3 separate regions of the Mus musculus genome follow, and regions 1 and 3 are each linked to region 2. The links are chromatin contacts, found by Hi-C or POLR2A ChIA-PET in ENCODE. All regions are on one chromosome and are shown on one strand. The core of a region is the stretch at or near the end of the contact, and the rest is flanking DNA. Distances in the headings are between cores, read along the strand shown. Region 1 holds the start of Msx3 (msh homeobox 3). Region 2 holds the start of Adam8 (a disintegrin and metallopeptidase domain 8). Region 3 holds the start of Utf1 (undifferentiated embryonic cell transcription factor 1).

Region 1 (4,397 bases), core at 66-2,565, 57 kb after region 2:
AGGCCCGGCGAGGATCCCAGGAACCGCGTTGCCGCCGAAAGTGGCCGCGGAGCTGTGCAGCTGGGTGCCCAGCGGGAAGGGCAGGGCAAACGCCGCCGGCAGTAGTGGCTTCGCTGCCAGCTTCAGCTTCTCCAGCTCAGCTTCCTGCAGCCGCTTGGCTTTGGCTCGGCGGTTCTGAAACCAGATCTTGACCTGAGTCTCAGTGAGGCTCAAGCTGCTGGAGAACTCGGCGCGCTCCGCAATGGATAAGTATTGCTTCTGGTGAAACTTGCGCTCAAGCGCCAGCAGCTGCGCGGTGGTGAATGGCGTCCGTGGTTTGCGATTGGTTTTGTGTTTGCGGAGGGTGCAGGGTGGAGGGCTCGGGGCACCTGAAAGGAAAGAGAAGCGCAGGGCGAGCGCTCAAACTCTGGCTGCACACCCCTATTTCGACCGACCTTCTTCCACCCTTACAAAGGAAGGTTGGTGCTCCGTGGCTCCGTGAGTGCTCCGCTCAGCGGTCCCCAAAGCCACGTGGATAAGCAAACCAAGGAGGCAGGGGAGTGGAGGAGGCGCCCTAGACTTAGGTCTGCTCTCCCAACCCGTGATCTTGCACCCCAACTAAACTGGGGACTAACTATTTGGAAAAAGAGCTAAACTGGGCCTGGAGGCTGTCCAATAACCGAAGACGAGTAGCGGTCAGGTCTCCAAACAGACCAGTTAGCTGTCGGGGGCATACGCAAAGTGGGCAAGGGGTGCAGGAGCGTGAGCGACCCGGAGCGGAAAAGCATTAAGGGTATTTGTTGTGGGTTGCGGACCTCGACCAAGAAGAGACCTGGACCTGGCGGTTGGGCTGTGCACAATGTTGGGCGCCCACCGCCAGTTATCATTGCTCTTGGACTGAGCCGGTTAATGGCTAGTAATTACTAGCCACTAGTTCGGAGCAACAGTGCGCATACCCCCACCCACCTTGGACTTTCGAGCCTTGACAGCGCGGTCGCTTTTCAGGGCCTGAGACCGGGAGACTGAGCACTTACGTGGGGGACAAGAGTGCGCGACTGGAGGGGGCCAGGCTCCAGGCTTCGAGGCGCCGAGCGGCCTCTCCACCCCCAGCTCCCCAGACTCGGAGCCCGGTACGCGCTCAGCCTCCAGCAGAGACTCGACGCTGAAGGGGAGTGGTCCGTGCTCTGTGTGGCCCCCGCCGCGAGCTTCGAGCCCCGCCGCGTTCATGTCGAATGTCGCCCGGGCCATGCATGGGATGGCGGGTGCGGGGCTAGCCGCCCGGCTGGGACGCGTGGGACCCAGCGGCGGTTTATTTTGCTAGGACCTTGGGCTCTGTGGTTCTCGGGCCCCTCCGCACCCTATAAAAAGGTAGCACCGCTTTCATGCGCCGCTACCCAATGGTTGTTTCAGCCGATGTGCGGGTCTCAGTGCGGGTTGGATTCAGTGTTTCGGGGGCGGGACCGACAGAGAGGGGCGGGGCTTCTGCCTGGGAACTGAGTGCCCCGAGACCTGGGGTAGCATTGTCGTGCCCACGTCAGGATTTCGGGACTTACTGCCGTCTGTAGGAACGCTTATGAAGCTCCTCCAGCGGGAAAAGCTGAGGGGGCTGTCAGTCTTGGGTAAAGAGATGGTTGGCCTCAGCCTTCTGGAGTGGAGGAATGGACTGCGCGCGAGCGCTCATAGTGGAGCTACGTCCAGGCATCAGTTCTTTGCTGGCACAGTGAGCCTCCGCGCTTAGGCAGAGCGCAGCTATGGGCTCGTGCCTACTACAGTGCTGTTTAATGAGGCTGATCGGCTGTTCTTGCTGCGTTCCTGGCTCGCACGTGTTTTAGTCTGCACCGTGGGGTTCTAATGGGACCAACACGTCTCCTCTACTGATCTCTTGAGGTCGAGTTGTGGCATCTTTAGTTTCGCTTTGGTCTCTCTTTGAGCTCTTGGAGTCTCCAAACATTTTCTGGGCCACTAGCAACTTCGAGGGCTGAACTTGCGTCCCAGTTTGGGCCAGGAATGGGCTAGAAAGACGCGTCCTGGGTCCCAAGCGCAGAGGCCAAGGGAAGATGGTGGAGACAGATCTCTTAGAGGAAGTTAGCATACTAGCCCGTCATGCAGGCACCTCAGGCTGCTCAAACAACTGGATGCTGGGCGCATCGTTGTCTTCTGGTGTCCTGTATTTGCCTGGCGGCCGATGCAAATTCCTGAAAGGCCGCCGGAGAGTATCTCTGTTGATGCAGTCTTTCCTTGACCAGGCAAGCAGTGTGGGAACCTCTTGAAGGCGCTTTAAAAAACAAAACAAAACAAAACAACCCGCCAGCTAAGGATTCTAAGGAAGGGTGGATCTGAGGCCAGATAGAGTCCCTAGCTCCTGGTAATACTTTCCCCCAAATCTCACTGTTCCTTTGGTTTTAAAACAAAACAAAACAAAACAAAACACACACACACTCACACACACACACACACACATCACCAAACAAACAAAAATGTTCTTCTATGTTGCAAAGCAAACTGTGGCGGTAGCGCCATAAAAAGAAACCAGGGCTTTGATTTTAGAATACATTGGGAGGTTGATTTAGGAAATAAAGTCTGATTAATATCCTAGAGCACAAAATCAGCAACCTACATCTCTCTATAAATTTGTTTTAGACAGCCAAAAGTACTTCAATGGAGTACAGCTTTGGGGTTCAGTCTGATTGTTGAGCTCAGTCAGAGAAATTAATTAAAAAGTTTTTCTTCGTGTAAAGTTTGAAGCTGCTCAAAGGGGCTAGCAGAAGATTCCTGGCTGGCTAGACCTAGCGTCTGTTTAATTCGTGCTATAATTCCAGACTGACGACTGCTGCTGTCTTGGAAGGCAGCTATACTCACCATTATGCTACCAACACTTGCCTGCTGCTTTTTTAATGTAACAAAGATGTTCTGAGTTGACTGCTGATAATTGCATCATCAAAACACTGGCAGGAATGCACAAAGAAGATAAACAAACAAAAGGAATAAAGGACAACTTGCCTGTGTGTGAGCAATGTCCCCCAAAGTAGCCTCTGATGGGAGGAAGCAAGAGTCTGTACTTAGGTCTGGCCCAGGGAAAGGGACAGGGTTGTGGGCCAGGAGCAGGTCCAATGGGCAGGGTCCTTCCTGTGAAGCAGTGTAAAGTCTGATCTTAAATTCTCACCCTCCCCCACTTCCTAGAGGGATGCTGATGTCAGTTCTGAGCAGCTCTGCCCAGTGCAAGCCAGATTGGCTCCAGACTGGTAAAAGCACCACCTCAGAGGCAAGGGAGGCAAGAGAGAGGCAGAAAGAGAACCAGAATGGAAGCGGGAAGGAGGGAAGGAGAAGAGGGATCTCTTCCATGGACATGGAGACCTAGACCTCAGCACAACACGCAGTTCTCTCTCTCTCCTATCCCATACACAAGTGACCTGATTAGAAAAGAGCTTGGGCTACAGGGTAGGAGTGGTGGGATGTGAAGGAATCTTTTCTGCCAGCATAGTGGATGTTGGATGTTGGATGTTGGGTGTTGGATTTCAGTTCATGTGGGAACTGAAATCCCATTTACACAGGGAGGCATCATTGTCTCTGGCCCGTGGAAGGGATAGAGATGCCTGTAGGCACTTCACTTCCCAGCAAGTATGTTTTGTATGCACACATAAGCACTTATAATAGCCATATCCCAGCTGTGCCCAGGAGTGTTGGCAAGCCCTCTAGGCTCCCCTCTCCTCTCCTTGGTAAACACTCATCGTTTCAGGGTTGCAGTTTCCTTCCTGTGTTGGGGTTCCTCTGGATGCTGACTTTGGAGAGAAAGAAAGAAAGAAAGATCCATCCAGATAGCATGGATCTGAAGGGCTTTCTATTGAGGTGAGATTTCTGAGGAAGAGCTTGCTGTAGGGGATGTACAGCCACCTTTAGCACTTGACAGGATTACAGAATTATTCCTTCCTCGTGCCCTAGATAGAAATAACAACTTTATGCTGTGATTCAGCATACACACTAGGTCCACATCAGATGATCCAATCTGTATGATGGAAATGACACCACACCATTGAAGACTCAGCCCTCTTTGGACATCAGTGACTTGTGTCCAGTCCTTGATGGGCTCAATCCTGCATGGTTTTTTTTTCCTTCCCACTACCTTGCAGCCTGTCATATGTAGTCATCAGTTTGTGGACAATGGGACCATTGCTGGGCAGTCTTTGTCCAGGCAACTGACTCTCATGCCTGACTCCACAGGGTGGAGTCCTTTGTTTCAACTTCTTCTGAAAGCTGTGGTTACCAGACCCTGCAAATCTAAGGAAAAGTCAAGTGGGAAGTCAGCAGTCTATACCTAATGAGTCATTGCTGTCGACTGTGGCTCTGTACAGTACCACTTCATTGCAAAGGCCATGCAGTCCCTAAAGGCATACTTGTTGGAGATTTCCTTTACAATTTGT
Region 2 (4,296 bases), core at 77-2,576:
CCCAGAAGCACAGACAGGTTGAAGTTCTGGAGCTGCGCAGGGCAGCCTCCAGAGACTGCCGGTCCTTTTAAAGACACAGGTTGTGTGGCCAGGCTAATGGGTAGACTTACCCAGTGGGAGGGCAGGGCTCTGCGGGAGCGGGATGCAGCTAGGCGCCGAGGCCAAACCACTTCATACTGTTTCACATGGGGCAAAGGAGGTCCAGGGGCTACTGCTTCAGGAGAAAGGGGGGTCAGAGGTCCAGCAGTGTCTAGCCAGAGTTAGCTCTTTTATCTGGGTATTCACCACAAGGCTCAGTGCCAGCAATGGGATCTGACCCCATGGCCCAGATAAGAGCTTTGTGCCTAAACCACCAGCTCCATCACACCAGAGTCAAGCTGTCTGAGCCCAGCACACCTGGGCACAGTGCCCCCAGAAGAACCTCATCCACTCACCCCACCCTTCCCCAGTGCCTGTTTGAACCTACACAGGCAGAACACATGTAGGCCCTATGGTCTGCCTGCCAGACATCTAGAGTTGACCTTAGCTACATGATCGTAGCTAACTGATGAACACACACCCTCCCTCAGGCTTTTCTCTCCCACCGGAAAACTTCCTGCTCAACAACTGATGGGGGACTGGTTTAGAGAGCACCTATCTGTAGGCAGGTCCAGTTTTAGAGACCACCTGCTGATCTCTTGCATAGGCAAGGGGCACAGCCACTTAACCCCAGGGTTGAGAGGTAAGAGAAGAGACCACTCCAGCCAGGGTCCTCCCAGGACAGGAAAACCAAGCCTCCCAGTGGGAGGCAGGATCCCATGCTGCTAGAGAACTGGGACCATCGTGCCTCTAGCTTCTGTCCCCGCCTAGCTAGAGTTATGCATCCCCCAGGATCCCAAAGGTGAACCTTGCTGCCTGGGACTCCTACAGCAGCAAGGGAAGCTGTCCTGTAAGTGCCACGCCTAGTGATGTCACTACTGTTCCTGTAACTAGCTCAATGAAAAAAGAAAAATCCCAGGAAACAATTTCTCTCACATTTCACTTTTGAAAAAAAAAAAAAATCTCAATTCTGACTTTTTCTGTTCCTACCTACTTTCTCCATACCCAGGGACCAGACCAACTCCAGGGAGGCAAGGTGAGCTGATCATGGTACATGGCCACTAGGCACACCACCAAGCAATGAATAGGCTCCTTGAAATCAAGTAGTCATCACTCACCTGGTGTCCATAAGACGCTGAGCAGCCAGAGGCCAAGCATGATGGGATCTGGAGCACACTAACCCTAGAGGTTCCACAAAGTACTCTCTTCATCACTGGCCTGGTACTTCTTTCTGAGTGCCCTTCCCACTGATCGGAACTGGCCAATCACTGGACCGCGGGGCGGAGCAAGGCGGGGCAAGAAGTACACACCTCTATACCAACACCCAGTTGGCAGCAACCAGCCTCCAGGGCAGTCTGGAGTTACAGAGGCCCCTCCGAAGTAACTTCTAGGTAGCTCCTATTGATCTCCCATGATTTTGGACAAAATTCATGGGAGATGGAGATGGTAAACAGACCAATTTGAGCAACTCTGCAGTTCTACAAGCTCCCAGTCCTGGTGGGGAGATTGTGGGATTGCCTCCCATGGCAGAGCTTTGGGAGTGCTAACTGGGTGGAGTCTAGCTGGAGGAAGATGACTTTTGGAGGGGAAGTGACTTATGAGCCTGAAATTTCAGAAGGGGACCCTTTGACTTTCTGGGCACTTGAAAGATGCAGACAGGGGCAAGAAAGGCAGTGTGGGCCCAGGACCAACTTGTGGGAGCTGACATTCCCAAAGCTCCTGCCCGGCTCCACGAGGCTTCTGAGGCCTCACTGGAGAGGCATATGCAGGGAGGAACCTGACTGATCCTTTTTTTTTTTTTTAAGATTTATTTATTTATTATATGTAAGTACACTGTTGCTGTCTTCAGACACTCCAGAAGACAGCATCAGATCTCATTACAGATGGTTGTGAGCCACCATGTGGTTGCTGGGATTTGAACTTGGGACCTTCGGAAGAGCAGTCGGCGTGCTTAACCACTGAGCCATCTCGCCAGCCCCCTGACTGATCCTTTGAGGTCCTACCTAACCTGTTAGGGGGTCCCGAGGCACCAGGCTCCTTTCCTGGATTCTGTCTTTCATGTCCTCAGGGTAGAGCTGACTCAGAGCCAGAGCTCTCAGCACCCCTACCATGGCCTGGCTTCCAGCTTCTCCAGGTGGGTCTGTTACTGTGGGAACCCAGGGCACTTGGGAATGTAGTCACGCCTGTTTATTATTTGTGGCACTGTTCGCTATACATCCTTGTGGGCACAGCTGTGGTCAGACCTCACAGACTTTACAGTTCTACCCCACAAGGGATAAGTAACCCAAGAGGAAAGGGAGACACCCAAACTACCAACAGAGCCTGACAGCTCGACCATAATGGGAAACTACAGGGTTGGGTTGGAGTCTTAGATCGTACCTAAGAATTTAAGCTGGGGCACACATGCTACTGTCACTCTTCTACCCTTGTGGATAAGGTCAGAAATGTAGCAATGGCTTAGGAATCTCAGCAGCAACCCGCTGCCTGAGGCATCAGCACAGTGTTCACTGCGAGGCTGTAATAGGTAGGCAGCAGCCAGAGCTCTCGGGTAAGGCTGACTTCCACATACACAGGATCTTAAATACTCTTACACTGCAAGTTAGGTGACAGCGAAAGTTCAAGGAAATGTGTTCTTAGTCAAATCAAAGGCAAAATCAAAACCTGTTGCCAGTAGCAACCATTGTCTTGTAAGTCCAACTGCCCATAGTGAAGATGGAGGAACAGTGTATAATCAAAAATTGGGACCAAGTAGGGCGAATTTTGTCTCACACTGGCAGAAATACATTGGAAATGATGGGTACACACTCCATCAGGAAAGACAGACTCAACTTACTCCTAACTTCACCCAGCAGGTATTTTTGAGGGTTTGGAGCTGCACCCCACACAAACCTGGGAGCTGCAGGTCATCGTCCAGGGACATGGCTTTCTGGGCTCCTGGAGACAGGCAGGTAAGCTCCTCTGCTCGGTGTAGCATTCATTCTAACAATGCTGGGTTGTCAGATAGATGTTTACTAAGGCAAGCCTGGACATGCTGCAGACCAGAAGAAACTGTGTGGTTGAAGAACCAAGCACCCCAGGAAAGGGGCTGGGGGCTCTACTTAGCGAGCCAGTCCTGACCAGGCACCCACCATATACATCTACATAGAGCCAATAGCCAAGGGCTGCCTCTACTTGTCATTCCTCCAAACACTTCCTCACTCCCCAGACCCTCCTAGGGCAGGTGTTTAAAACTGGATTCTGTAAAGGACACGTGTATTTATATAGTTTAGCTAGACTAGACCACCCTGGAGCAAGGGTGTATCATGTCAAGGGTAGACATATTGCCCACTCCAGGACTGAAGCAGAAAGCCACTCTGACAAGGTAGCTACAACAAAGCTTGTTAGCCACTTTGCTAAGTAATTTCCAAAAAGCAAGGCCAGTTATCAAACAAAGGGCAGCCAGACCCCAGTTCTGGCAAGAACAGCTTTTGGCTTGAAGCCTAGCCTGTCTTCAAGGATATTCCTCAGAGGGTAAACCTTAAGGGTTCTTGGTGAAGCTCTAGGGAATACATTGGTTGAGTGAGGGTATTTTCAGTTAGGAACAATGCTGCCCCCTAGTGGTGCACACAAAGGCAACCTCTAAATAGGTACAGTTCCCACCCCCAGGCTCTACATGGCTTTTTCCAATTATATTGCTCCTCGCACAAATACTTTGTCTTTGAGGCAAAAAGGATCCCCCACGCCCCCACATGTACCACAAACACACGCACACTCTCACTAGGTTTTAAAGGCAAACAGTTAAGTCACACACACACAGGACTTTAAAGTCAAACAGTTATGTCTGGGGAGACCTTCCTGTGGTTCAGGCAGCTTGCATGTTTATTCTTGTTGTTGAGTTCAGTACATACTGTGTGTGTGCCCGTGTTTGTGCATGTGGAGCTGAGAGACTGACACTAGACTATTTCCTGACTCCCCACCTCCTTTTTAATTTATTGGTTTATTTTGAGATAGCTCTCTCCCTGAACATGGAGCTCATGATTCATCTAGACTGGTTGGCCAGCAAGCCCTAGGAACCCACCTACCTGTACCCCCAGCACTGGGAATAGAGAAGTGTCCCACTACACCCAGCATTTAATATAAGTGTTGTGCTGGCTAGACTTATGTCAATTTCATACATGCCGGAGTCATTTTAGAAGAGGAACCCCAACTGAGAAAATGTCCCATGAGATTGTCCTGTGG
Region 3 (4,049 bases), core at 141-2,640, 49 kb before region 2:
GTCTTTGTTCAAGCCCCTAGTCACAAATCACTAAAGAAACAGCCGCTAATCTTTGCGCTACATTGTTGTCTTCGGTCCCACAGCAGGAGACCACCACAGTCCCAGAAGCAAGATGGCAGACTGGTACTCCTTTTGACTTCACTGATCTCTGTAAAACTAGGGCTACTAGGGACTTACTTGCCATCTTTTTAGGATGTTCCTTTTTCTTGTCTTGACTACATTGGCCAAGAATTCTACACTCAGACGAACTTTGAATATCGTTTTCTTAGTCTTAATCTTGAGGGGAAGAGTTGATACTTTGTCACCCTTTGTTAATAGATAGAAAGATTCCTTTTTGTAGTGTGTGTGAACTAAGATTCCAATTTAGCAGCCGCTGATCGCTATCAAATCTAGCACCCAAATGGCCTCCCTAGCTAGATGAGTCAACTAGATACAACATGTATCCATCCATCTTCCAAAGCCCCCAGCCAGAGCAGAATGGAGAGGATGGGTCTACAATTTGCATAGATAAACAACACATTCTGGTGCACTAGCCATACAAGGTGCCAGAGTTTTGTGTTTCTGGAGCTTTTCACAGGCTGTTTATGAGTAGTAACTAATGGGCGAAGCACAAATATAAAAACAAAAACAAACGAGCTGACTCCTCCCATCTGCCCTCTTCACTCGATCTTATTACATTGTACCTTGATTAAATGCTTTTTAAAAATGATTTATTTGGGCCTGGAAAGATGGCTCAGCAGGTAAGAGAGTGCTCTCACCGAAGGTCCTGAGTTCAAATCCCAGCAACCACATGGTGGCTCACAACCACCCGTAATGAGATTTGACGCCCTCTTCTGGTGTGTTTGAAGTCAGCTACAGTGTACTTAGGTATAATAACAAATAAGCCTTATTTTAAAAAGATGTATGTATGTATGTATGTATGTACTTAATATGAGTACATCGCTGTCTTTTGACACACCAGAAGAGGGCATCAGATCCTATTACAGATGGTTGTGAAACACCAGGTGGTTGCTGGGAATTGAACTTAGGACCTCTGGAAGAGCAGTCAGTGCTCTTAACCACTGAGCCATCTCTCTAGCCCTAAATGGTTTTTTGGGTTTTTTTTTTTAGTAAAAAAATTTTTACACGTTCTGTTTTGTGTAGCAGGGCAAAAAAACTCCGTTCTCAGGTCCTGGGTCCCTAAGGAAAGGACTAGAAAGGGGATGGGCTAGAATAAGCAAGGCACAGGCCAAGAGGAACTAGGTAGGCGAGGGGGCGGGGCGGCTAGACGATGGGAGGGTCGCAACGACCAGGTTCAGACGCAGAGGGCGGTGCGGGGTCCTTAGAGCGTGTGTGGGCGGCTCTGGAGGAGCCCTCCTCTCTGGTGAGGCCACGCCTTGGAGTGCACGCACCTCTACCTGGCTCAGGGATGCTGCTTCGTCCCCGGAGGTTGCCCGCTTTTTCTCCGCCGTCGCCAGCTAGCCCCGACGCTGAGCTGCGGTCGGCCGGGGATGTCCCGGTGACTACGTCTGATGCCTTCGCTACTTCGGGCGGGATGGCTGAACCCGGCTCGCCCAAGGCTCCCGTGTCCCCGGACTCGGCGCAGCGCACGCCCTGGAGTGCCCGAGAGACGGAGCTACTTCTGGGCACGCTGCTGCAGCCGGCCATGTGGCGCTCACTACTGCTGGACCGCAGGCAGACTCTGCCTACTTACCGCCGCGTGTCCGCCGCACTGGCCCGTCAGCAAGTTCGGCGCACGCCCGCTCAGTGCCGCCGTCGCTACAAGTTCCTCAAGGACAAACTCCGAGACTCCCAGGGCCAGCCGTCCGGACCCTTCGATAACCAGATCCGCCAACTCATGGGGCTATTGGGGGACGATGGGCCGCCGAGGGTTCGCCGCCGCTCTACTGGCCCTGGACGTCCCCAGCGCCGCGGCCGCTCGTCCCTCTCCGCGTTAGCACCCGCACCTGCACCGGTGGAGCAAGGTAGGAGCAGCCATGTGGGCAAGAAGGGTCTGGGTCTCCTGGGGAGGGGCGGAGCCCTGAGTTGGGATTCCGTACGTTCCGCGCGTTTCTCTCGTAGAGGCCGAGCTGCCGCTGGCTGCGGAAAATGACGAACCTGCCCCTGCGCTCAGATTCAGTTCTTCCACGACGAAGTCTGCAGGTGCCCACCGCATTACCAGCTCTCCTCCTCTTACGAGCACCGACACTCTGCCTCCTGAGCCGGGCCATACCTTCGAATCCTCCCCGACGCCAACCCCCGACCACGACGTGGAGACCCCGAATGAGCCTCCTGGCCTTTCCCAGGGCCGTGCTTCTTCCCCGCAGGTTGCTCCCCAGTCGTTGAATACCGCGTTGCTGCAGACCTTGACGCACTTGGGCGACATCTCAACAGTTCTGGGCCCTCTGCGCGACCAGCTGTCGACCCTGAACCAGCACGTGGAGCATCTACGAGGTTCCTTCGACCAAACCGTTTCTCTGGCGGTGGGGTTCATTCTGGGCAGTGCAGCCTCCGAGCGGGGCATCCTTGGGGACTTGCGCCAATAAAGCTTTGTTATCAGTCCTCTTCTCCAGAAACGACTCCCAGTCTACCCCGACCCCTGTTACTGTCCCCATCCCCATCTCAAACCTAGGTTCTTACCAAAATAAAGATTGTGTTTTCTACTTAATCCTGTGAATGAATTCGGACTCCAGGTCGCGGTAAGAATGGAACCCTAAGGGTAGAGGCTAAAAGACACAGCCCCTCGCCCCACAGTTGTGCATCTTTTCGGTGAAGATTTGGCGGAGTGGTACACAGTTGTTACCTGATGTTTGGGGCACCTGATGTGCGGAACCCCTCCACTGGTCAGCAGTGATTGAAACCCAGGGGCTGGCTGGATAAGGTACGTGGATGGCGGGTAGGCTAAGAAGTAGAAGGGCCTCTCTCAAGGCATTATGCTATTGAGTAAAGTAAAACATCCCTAAAGTTCTCGCCTATCCTGAGTAAAACTCAGTTTGAATACTCTGGGCCGTGTGAACCGGAATAGTCGGGGAGAACTTGGAAGACTTCCTCGGAGGTGTCAGATTTATAGAGAGAGGCTGGGGCCTGGGTATCAACCACTCCAACGGACTTAGCAAAGCCCAGCTGCCCAACTAGAACTTTCAAAGCTGAAATTCCAAGGTCCTCAGGGACTAGAGAGTCAGAGTGGGGGAGGGCTTAGGTGCAGGTAGAGGAAAGGAAGCTGCTGCCGGCACTTCACTAGCATAACAATGACGGCTCATCCTGAGGCTCCAATTTACAAATTCTGGGCCCATCCGGCCCTTACTGCTAACCCAAAGACTAAGTCTTGGCTAAGGGAAGTCCTGAGGAGTTTATCCAGATGGTCCCAAGGTCACAATTCCCCTTCTGAAGACTTGGAATGGACCTTCAGGTACTGACTTGTGGTGTGGACCTCCTGCCAGGTCCTGCGATCCCTTCTGTGAGAGACAAACTTGGAAAGGATCCCACTGTACAGGGAGAATAAGTTGCTAAAACCTTAGAGATGAGCCCACTCTGCAAATGCCTCCCCAGCAAACGCCTGGGAGCCACAGGGCCGGGGCTCCAGATACAGCCCAGGGGCCTCGGAAGTTTTATTTCCCCTAGACAATGACGGTGGTGCAGACCTTTAATTCCAGCACCCAAGAGGCGGTGGGATCTCTAAGTCTGAGACCTGTCTGTCTACAGAGTGAAAGATTGTATTTCCCAGCAAATGTACCCACACTAAGATGGGAATCTTAGTCCTGGAGAAGATGGTCCCAGGGCTTGGAGTAGACTTCACCTGAGGGTATGGGCTGAGCTACTGGAGAGCCCAAGGCGATCACTGCAGGAATCAGTCTCAAACCTGCCTCAGTCTTCAAACTGGGTGGGGGTGGGGGTTGTCTATTTTTAATCGCCTTAAGCATATGAAAAGCTTTGGGGTGTGTGTGTGTGTGTGTGTGTGTGTGTGTGTGTGTGTGTTTGTGTTTACTAGGGCTGATACTTTATCTGACCTGCCTTGCTTTCTGAATTTTTGTTTTAAAACAGAATTTCACTGTGTAGTTCTGTCTGGCCTT

What was found. Hi-C counts contacts between places; a loop is a spot of excess contacts on that map. ChIA-PET counts read pairs that join two places held with the same protein, here RNA polymerase II (POLR2A).
Region 1: a map of mouse trophoblast stem cell shows a loop between it and region 2 (3-fold over the local background). The contact joins the promoter of Msx3 here to the promoter of Adam8 in region 2. A Hi-C loop is called at or near these places in 5 of 37 maps with a recorded cell type or tissue (T-helper 17 cell, gastrocnemius and mouse trophoblast stem cell). POLR2A ChIA-PET finds 5 or more read pairs at or near these places in 1 of 5 experiments (embryonic stem cell).
Region 3: a map of T-helper 17 cell shows a loop between it and region 2 (2.1-fold over the local background). The contact joins the promoter of Utf1 here to the promoter of Adam8 in region 2. A Hi-C loop is called at or near these places in 2 of 37 maps with a recorded cell type or tissue (T-helper 17 cell and regulatory T cell). POLR2A ChIA-PET finds 5 or more read pairs at or near these places in 4 of 5 experiments (Patski and embryonic stem cell).

Annotation. Positions count from the first base shown.
Region 1 is chr7:140,047,773-140,052,169 of GRCm38, forward strand. Msx3 (msh homeobox 3) reads right to left here and starts at 1,316. Exons shown (of 2, transcript NM_010836.3): 1 at 1,014-1,316; 2 at 1-368. The coding sequence starts at 1,227.
Region 2 is chr7:139,991,236-139,995,531 of GRCm38, forward strand. Adam8 (a disintegrin and metallopeptidase domain 8) reads right to left here and starts at 1,327. Exons shown (of 24, transcript NM_001291066.2): 1 at 1,197-1,327; 2 at 111-211. The coding sequence starts at 1,236.
Region 3 is chr7:139,942,466-139,946,514 of GRCm38, forward strand. Utf1 (undifferentiated embryonic cell transcription factor 1) reads left to right here and starts at 1,391. Exons shown (of 2, transcript NM_009482.2): 1 at 1,391-1,964; 2 at 2,062-2,647. The coding sequence starts at 1,409. The coding sequence ends at 2,525.